Regions from separate parts of the Homo sapiens genome. Here region 2 is linked to region 1. The links are chromatin contacts, found by Hi-C or POLR2A ChIA-PET in ENCODE. All regions are on one chromosome and are shown on one strand. The core of a region is the stretch at or near the end of the contact, and the rest is flanking DNA. Distances in the headings are between cores, read along the strand shown. Region 1 overlaps FOXP1 (forkhead box P1). Region 2 overlaps FOXP1 (forkhead box P1).

Region 1 (4,701 bases), core at 1,060-3,559:
GACAGCACTATACTAAAGGCATAAATGTAAGATTGTGTTTCAGAGGGCACCCGAGCACTGCTTGGTTTATATGTATTTTCTAGGCCTTCCCTTTGGTTCCCTGGTTACCTTTAAAAATACATGTCATGATATAGACATGGCATATCTGAGACAAACCTTGGACTGAGACAAACCTGAGTTTCAATCTCAATTGTTTGTTTGTGGCTTGCCTCTCAGCATCTTAAATTCTCTGAATCTTAAGTTCCTCCACTGTGTAAAAGAAATAATATCCCTCTGACCTCACTGTGGTTAGGCAAGAGACAATGCAGTGATTTTTTCAGTAATATTATGAGACATTTTATTACTATAATTAAATGATTGTATTTTCCCCAGATTGACAAATTCAAATTTTCTATTTTGAAATCTTATTGCAAATGTTAAAAAAACAAACAACCCACCCTTTGGCTCCTGTTATGTTGTCTTCCAGCTGCTAGTAATGGAATTGGGACAGCTAATGTTCCCTGAGAGCCATGGGGAACCAGGCAGTGTGCTTTTCAGGAACTGTCTTACTTTATCCTCACAACAATCCCAAAAGGAAAAACCTAGTTTTATCTCTATTTAATAGCTGCAGTGACTGAGGCACCGCAAGGTTAGGTGACTTGCCCAAGGTCACACAGCGAAGCATTGAGCCCGGGCAGTCCAGCTCTAGAGCCGTGTTCTTTGCCTCCGCCCAATATTGTCCACCAGTGAGGAGAAGACGGAACCAAAGAACCAACAGTGAATGAATACTAACAGGAATCCTGGCTTTCATGGACATCTATTCTTGTGATTTGACAGTGTATATGTGAGATACTTCCTCTTAGAATGCTTTTTCTAATTCATACAGTAGGCTTAAATATGTCATGGTTTTAGAGTTTTCCTTAAGGAATACGTTGATTCCCAGGCACATTACAGTCTGAATCAGTCTTAAGAAATTCCAGGATAGAGGTGGAAGAAGTTTTAGTAAATTGTTGTGCAGCATGGTGACCGCAGTTAATAATAATGTATTATATATTTCAAAATTGCTGAAAGAGGAGATTTCAAATGTTCTCACCACACCCACACACACAAAAAAATGATAAGTAGGTGAGGTGATGGATATATTAACTAGCTTAATTTAATTTTTCTCAAAATATCACATTATATTTCATAAATACATTCAATTATTATTAGTCAATTGCAAAAAAAAAGAAGAAGAAGAAGAAGAAGAATGCAAAGGGGAAAAACAAAATTCCATAGAGTTATATGAGAACAAATAGATTACACAATATCTAGACCACAATAAATGTTTGCTTTGTGTTTGAGGGCCTTGTGTCAATTGTACATAATCACTATGGACCTAGTATGCTACGTGTCATATGTGTATAGTAGGGGCCCAATAAATGTTATTCATTAATGTTTATTGCCGTACCTCTGAAAACACACCTTTAGAAAGGAAAGTATACAGTATTTACAATTTACTGTCATTTATTCCATTAGGTTGTCTGACTTGTGATGTGGAGGTGCTATCTCATCAGGTATGATTGTCTCTTAGAATAATTCCCTTTGATCAGAGTGGAGCTTTGAGTGGATTTATTTTGTTAAGCTGGAATCCACCTCTTTAGGTTAATGTGACACACCTACATACACCCCAGCAGATACAACAGGGCCATTCCATGATGTGTATCTTCAGTTGTCATTTCATGTTTAACCAAGAGGATTAGAAGGCATTGATGTATTAATAGCTTTTTTTTTTTTTTTTCTCAAGCATGGTACTAATTCTTAGGTGGGGTCAAGATGATTGCGGGGGGCAGTGGGGGCAGCCTGTGGTCAACGTTCAAAGCCTTCCAGTCATTTAGAAAGTTGAAATGTGCTTGGTGCTGGGCTAGAATCATTAGGAGGAAATAGCTGCAAACCTGGAAACGTCCCTGGAGAATACTTAATTCAGGAATAAAGGTTTGGATTGATGAGGGCTAAAATAAAACTTGGCAGCGACAGCATTCTAGTAACTTTTAGCCACTTCTCCCCATCTCACTGGGGTATTCCTGCTGGTATATTCACTAGCCTGAGCTCTGCTCCTGAGAGGGCTGCAGGAGCTGGGTGGGTTGGGAGACACAGGTGTGTGGGAGGCGCCTTCACCAAGTGCCGCACAATTGCCGGGTACCCCTCTGTGCCTTTAACTGGTCGGTAAACAGAAAGCAGGATGTGCTTATCTGAATAGTGACAACAGTTGCAAGCACTCAGTCACAAAGTTCAGCATTCTGGCTTTAGATGGACCAGCGTGGGGCTCTGGAAGCTGGTGACTTGGGAGTGCCTGCCGTACACATGGGTGGGGAAGGGATGGAAAGTTTGTCAAGGACTTGCCGAGTTATTAAGCAAAGACTCTGTAAGTGCGTCAGAATGGGAAGGCAGCTCAGAACCTTTCCACTCCACCCTTTTTGTTGTTGGAAATAGGTAAACTGAGGCCAGTGAACAGGAATGTGTATTTCAATAATACCAAAGCTAACTTCTATCACTGTGAGTTGTGTGCCAGGCCCTGGGTTCACTGCCTTCTGAGTGTTGTCTCTTTTAATCTCTGCCACAGCTCTGTGGGGTAAGCACTGGTGTTATACCCATTTTTCAGATAAGGAAACAGAGCCTCAGAGAGTCAGGTTACTTCCTCAAGGTCATAGAACTAGTAAGTCACAGACCTAGGGCACAGGAGCAGGTCTGTGTGGGGGTCAGAGCCACAGCTGTCCCCCACACGCTGGGGGCCTCCTCCACAAAGCGGTTTCAGGTGGGGCTCAGCCCACCTCTGGGGGAACCCATTCATATACTATGCAAGGTTTCACAGGTGTGTGAATTCATTTTCCATTGCTGCGTAATAAATTACCACAAACTTAATAGCTTCAAACAACACATATCTGTCATTCCACAGTTTCTGTGGAGGCCAGGCCTGGTTTTCCTGAGTTCTCTGCTCAGAGTCTCACAAATCTGTACTCAGGGGGTCAGCCTGATTATGGTCCCACCTGAGGCTTGGGATCCCCTTCCAAACTCACTAACTGTTGGTGGAATTCAATTCATGCAGGGAGAGCACTGAGGCTGCAAGCTCATGGAGACCACCCACTGTTTCCTATGTGTGGCCCTCTCCACAACACAGCCCTTTGCTTCTTCAAAACCCAACCAAAGAATCTCTGTCTTCAGGAACAGCCTCCGACCCTCTTTGAAGGGGCTCACCTAATTAGGCCAGGCCCACAGAGGAAAAGCTCTCTTTTGATTAACTCAGAGTCAACTGATTAGGGACTTTATACCTGCAAAATCTCTTTTGCCACACAGCATAACTTAATCAAAGGAATGTATTCCATCCCATTCATGGATCCTGCCCATACTCAAGGGAAGGCCATAATACAAGCATATGGTCATTAGGGGCCATCTTAGTCACTACTGTTCGTGGATTGTTCTCCAGCTTCCTGGAGGAGAGGAGAGCAGGAGACAGAGCTAAGAGTGTTTGTAAAATAGGGCAGTGGGAAAAGGTAGGTCTTGTGAGTAGCAGGCTACTTAAGATGCCTAGTGGGTCTAAATGTCAAATGCTATTGGCAGATTTTCCGTGCAAGGTATGACCAAAAAATAATTATTTCATTAACTTTGTGCAAAAAAAAAAAAAAAAATGTTTTAGACATGCATCCTCTCGACTAAAGGGAGTTCATTTTGCCAAACTACTGGACTTCACACCTGTGTCTTTCTATCTAGTGCAGAGGTGGCTATATCCCTTGCCCTTGAAATGTTCCTTCGTGTTTCTTCCCAAGTGGTTACTTTTACAAACTCCTTAATAAAAAAGAAGGAAGGGACACATTTAGTGGTCTTTGGGCAGGCAGGCAGATGAGCAGCATTCAGAATCTCTTTGTCCTGTTTCCCCACAATCATAAGTGCTCCCCCAATACAACTTTGTTCCCACATTGAACTAGGCAGTGTTCCTATTATATAAATCCTGACGCGCGTAGTGAAAGCTGCCAATTTAACTTATATGGGTGAGAGTCCGGGTCTTCGCAAAAGAAGATCAATAAAATACAGCATGAATGTCCACTCATGACGTGTACCTTGCAAGAACTTGGCTATATTAATCTCTCAAATAAGTCTGTGCTCCCAGGTAGCAGTATTCCCATTTCACAGTTGAGAAGGCTGAGACTCAGATGAGTTAAATAACTGGCTCTTTGTTACATGGTAACAAGGGGCTAAGAAGGAATTTGCACAGGTGTGGTAGGTGCTAAAGCCAGTGCTCTTAAACCAGTAAGGTAAGCAGCTGGAATATTGGCGATAATTTTCAGACTTGGAGCCTACTCTTGACCCCCATATGCCTTCCCTTTGTCTTTCCAGTATTCCAAATATCTTACAATCTAGGAAGTTGAAAGATGGGGACATGGCAACTGGCTTCACAGGGCCAGTATCCTGGGGAATACGAAAAGAGGAAAAAAGAGACCGTAACGGGGTAGACAACAAAACACCGCCATGCCACATACTTAACGTTGAACTAGAGGAAAACTCTATTACAAGCGATACTTCTAATCTGCTTGCGGTAAAGATTCATAACTGGAAAATAAGCATGTGACAGTTCTGCATTTGAGTGTAAACTTAACTCATTAATTTAAATTAGAGTGCTTTTTTTTAACAAAGGGGAAATTCTAGTAATAATAATAAGTAATGGCTGTTGTAGAGAATGTAAAAAGA
Region 2 (4,701 bases), core at 855-3,354, 250 kb before region 1:
ATTGAACCCAGGAATTTGGAGGTTGCAGTGAGCCGAGATTGCACCACTGCACTCCAGCCTGGGCAACAGAACGAGACTCTGTCTCAAAAAAAAAAATCATACATAAATTAATAAAACAGAGAAGGTGTATGCCTTAGAAACACCCAATACACTAACTACCTGATTATCAGATTAAGTCCATGAAAAATTTGAAATAATTGGTTTCATTGCATTCATGCCAGCACTGGGTTGAATCAGCCAGGTAATGATATCAATAAGATTTACGTCAATATTATGGTGACATAAACATTTTTTACCTACTTGCCAAAATTTTTTTTTAATGGGTTCAGCCCCAAACCCTCCCAGGAAAACATACACTGCCAAGTGCGAGGTAAAAAATGAAAGTTTGTCACATGAAAAAATTTATGTATCTGGAAATAATGGTCATAATTATTAACACTGCATTAATTAGATTTGGCATTGGTGTTTTGAGTTTCAATTTTTTGTCTCTGGGTTTACATTTTAATTATCTTGGGATTCACAGATTGATGTGGAACATACTAGGCATTTGCTACATCGTTTTCAAATTAACAACTGGAGAAATTTTTAAATGATTCGTAGAGCCATTTGTAGAGTTTCATGGAAAGATTTCCCAGTAAAATGAAGGTTTGTAAGAGGTGCAGAGAGTGAAGTGGCTGACTGTAGTTATACATAAAATTGCCCCTGCTAATGTTTGACCACACTGCTTTTGGATTCATTTTACTTACATATTTCAGGTGTATGCCTTTCAAAGGTTGAGATGTGGTAAGAGGAAATTTCATCATGCTCCATCTCAGAAGGTTGTAGGTTATCAAAGGTTGCAAACCCCCTTTCCCTGCCCTGGTTGTCAGTAGTGCTTCCGTCTGGGTGAATGTTGGAACTATGTTCTGTGTGCAATCTGGGAGTTGATTTTTATCGACTTTAGTGAAATGCATAGGATTTTAGAACTTCAGGTATACCCAAATAGCTGCTTATTTTGAAACTTGCTTGAATTTCTTGTTTCTAAAATGTATGGTGGGAGATGGTGGAATAAAGGGTATTTTATACTTTCCTTAAGTGTAGTCACCTTTTCTTAAATTTCTGGTTTGTAGTTTTGTTTCTTCATGACTTGGGAGCTTTAGAGAATGTATCATACTGTGAAGTTGTTTGACTCCTTTAGAGATGTGTCTGAGTGTGTTTTGTGTGTATATACACACATACATATGTATACACCTAAACCTATGTACATACCTGTATATCTACACATATACACATATGTGTATGTACACACATAGACACACGTATGGTTGTTAAATTTCATAAACCCAAATAATTCAAGTTTCTTTCCTAACACAGAAAGTCACTTCTACGAACAGTTGAAAAATAAATATTATAATCAGCGAGGCATCACAAATAACTTTTATGTCTAAATCAAGCTATTAAATGCTTTTTTATTTTTAAGTAGATAGGGGAATAAAATAGCTGTATAGTTCATAAAGTGGTGTGCCATTACTGCCTGCTGTGCCCAAGAATTATGCCAGCTTTTTACACTCATGAAGTAAAAGCGGATTAGAACTGTGATCAATGTATTATCCTATATATCTTATTTTGCATTGTATTTCCTTTTTGAGCACCTTTGTAGACTAAATGGCTACTAATGACATAATTACAATTGTTTGTCACCACCATAATGCATGATTTCCTATCTCATCATGAAGATGTAAGTTAGATAAAGGAGGAGTTTTGGCAGGAAGACAAAGTGCAGTGATTTATTAAAGGCCAGATGTGGTTGTTAAAAGCTTTTCTACAGAAGGCACAATTGAGTGATGTGAAATGGGAGCAAAATCACTCTGCACCCCCAGCCCGTGGTTCTTGGTGTGAGTGACATAGTTGCTTCTGGAAGCATGACAAATGAGCCACATGTTTTATTGTTGTGTACAAATTTTATGTTGGAATTTAAACAGGGTGAAAAGGGTTCACATTAGCTTATACCAGCAAAGTAGGTGTTTAAAGGAAGCTAATGAGACTAAAGGGCTGGCGATGTTTTCAGCGTGCTTAGTGCTTCATAGCAAGAACTGAAATATCTTATGTTTCTGTCAAGTTTCAAAGAGGGAAAATCCCAGCACTGTTTTAAAAAAATGAGAGTGGTTAATATGAGAATTCAAAGAAATCAGAAGCAAGTGGAGACAAGATATTACTTAAGCACTGTTGACATACATATTGCACACATCGACTTGACATATATACAATCAGATTAGATAGATGCTTCTAAGGAAAGAGGCACAATTTCTGGTTTTAGCATTATTTGCACACACAAAGCTCTGTTAAAATAATGTTAAGACATTGGAGTGTTAGAAGCTATGAGTGGTACGAAGAGTGTTTTCAAGCTTTTGGAGGAGGATAAAAAAAGAAAATGGTTGTATCTTAAAAGCTATTCTGTGGACAGAAGGTAGTGATCTTTCTGGTTTTCCTTCCTTCCTCTCCCCTTCTCTCTCTTTCCCCACTCTCTCTGCTTCTTCCTTCTTTCCCTGTCTCTACCTTCTCCCTCCTTCCCTTGCATCCCTGTAAAATGTTATACGGAGAACAGTTAAACTGTAGGATTAGGTCTGTCTGTACAGCTTGGGACCTGGAATTATACTAGACATAGGAACTTTCCTGCCTTTTCCAGTGTAGATGGAGAAATTATTCTAAATGGTATAAGTTGAAGACTTCAAAGGTTTCTAGATTAACTCTGTGAAATCAGTGAGAGCTTTGGTGGGGTTTTCCTTCCTTGTCCTCTCAGCTGAAAATATGGGGTCCTCCTATTGTTTTCTCCCATAGTACTGCAGACTTGATAGCTCTTGTAGACTTGACCATACATTGTAATTATATGTCTATTTGTAAAATCATTTGTTTAACATTTATTTCCCAGTGTTCAGTCTGTAAGTTCCACAGAGGCAAAAACTGGCCCCAAGGCCCGTCGCATTGCCTGGCACATAATGTACATTTGGAAAGTATTTGTTGAACAATCCAAAGAACCGCAGGCAGCAATACCTACATTCAGGATATCACTTGGAAAAACTAGCAAAATCCATCCAGATAAAACGTTCCCAGATTATAAATGCTCATCCACATAATCTGTGGAGCAGTTCAGATGGCTCTTTTGCAACTTTCTTAAAGTTTGGAACTTTGGAATCCAGTTAGATCTCGTTCCTTCCGAATGGGTTTTTGCCTCCTAAGCTCTCTTCATGCAATTCCAGGGACTGCCACTTGATGGCTTAGACAATTTAAAATATAAAGTGGGAAAGGTACACGTGCTTCCAACCCTGCCTAGACTCTGCTGGTTCCATTTAAATGTGTATATATACACATATATATATATGTATATATATATATACACATATATATGTATATATATATACACATATATATGTGTATATATATATACACATATATATGTATATATATATATATACACATATATATGTGTATATATATACACATATATATATATACACACATATATATATATACACATATATATATGTGTATATATATATATATACACACATATATATGTTCCTTATGACTCATACATTGAACCTTATACGGAGATGAATACAGTTGAAGTACAGGGAGTAAAGTTTCGGAGAAATAAAACACTTAGAATCAGGGCTGTATTCGTGGGTGTGAGACATGCCCAATCTCACAAGACCTGACGCTTAGAAGGGACCCACACTTGGTTTAATGCTCTGCTGTTGCTGTCTTCTTAAACATTTTTTAAAATTTTGAACAAGGGGTCCCAAGTGTTCATTATGCCACGGGCCCCATAAATTATGTAGTCAGTCTGAACTGGAATTTGTGTTACTTGAAGGTAGGTTGCTTTAGGCCTGATCTTAGCTGACCATGGCTCCTTTAGGAGTCTTTGTTTAGTGCTTGGTAGGAAGCTTGTTCCCACGGGACAAGCCTGTGGGTTAAGAGCTTGGCTTTGACTCAGACTTCCTGGGTCAAATCCTGGCTCTGCAACTGGGTCAGTTACTTAAACTTTCCAAGCCCAGTTTCCTCATTTACAAAATGGAGATGATAATAGTGTGTCTGCTTCCTAGACTTGAGTTGATTAAACTAACGTCCCAGGTGCACGTCTTAGGGCTGAGCACTGCATTTCTGCTAGGTATGGTTGCAATCATCGGGCACCACATTCCTGGTTACACCTGACACTTACTGAGCTTCCTGCTCTCTGTGGCAGCTCCAAAAGTTTCAGGATTCTTGCCCTGCTTTGATGCTCTACTGTTCCAGCACTCAAGGTTCTGTGTAGTCCGGTAGCAGAGTTCAAGTTAGACTGAACTCTAAGACTTGACTCAGCTCTGCCCTATCCCTCCTCCTGAATGAGGCTCTAGCTGCTCTTCTTTAAGCCTTCTCTTTTATGTTAGATGATTAATTAATATGGAAAGGAATTGTGTAACTAAACTTTGCATTTTTGTAACCCATCTCTGTTTCCTGGTGGGTGCAAAGATGCCTCTTATTCGATATATCATTAAAGAAACCAGTCTTTTTTTCTGCAGAGCATTTATAATATATTTTAATATAGCCAAGTCATTCATAACCAACCCCCCCATTAATTACAGGAAATTTGCGCAACATTGACCATATCAAAGGACTCTACATTATAAAGAGGAGAATACATTATTGGAGACCGATATGATGTGGGATATGATTCATTCATTC

Evidence for each region. Hi-C counts contacts between places; a loop is a spot of excess contacts on that map. ChIA-PET counts read pairs that join two places held with the same protein, here RNA polymerase II (POLR2A). Pooled maps may share reads with other maps.
Region 2: a pooled map shows a loop between it and region 1 (3-fold over the local background). The contact joins two enhancer-like sites. A Hi-C loop is called at or near these places in 1 of 168 maps with a recorded cell type or tissue (heart left ventricle), 2 of 37 single-sample maps with no recorded cell type and 5 of 50 pooled maps. POLR2A ChIA-PET finds 5 or more read pairs at or near these places in 1 of 52 experiments (OCI-LY7).

Annotation. Positions count from the first base shown.
Region 1 is chr3:71,150,604-71,155,304 of GRCh38, reverse strand. All of the region lies in intron 6 of FOXP1 (forkhead box P1), which reads left to right. Among named protein-coding and RNA genes, the nearest start is that of FOXP1-AS1, 140 kb to the left of the region's middle. Within about 2 kb of position 2,309, at least 3 of the 41 ENCODE cell types and tissues checked have a DNase peak (open chromatin) inside an H3K27ac peak, as active enhancers do.
Region 2 is chr3:71,395,759-71,400,459 of GRCh38, reverse strand. The region is part of intron 3 of FOXP1 (forkhead box P1); the gene reads left to right. Among named protein-coding and RNA genes, the nearest start is that of FOXP1-AS1, 110 kb to the right of the region's middle. RefSeq lists an enhancer at 802-2,784. Within about 2 kb of position 2,104, at least 4 of the 41 ENCODE cell types and tissues checked have a DNase peak (open chromatin) inside an H3K27ac peak, as active enhancers do.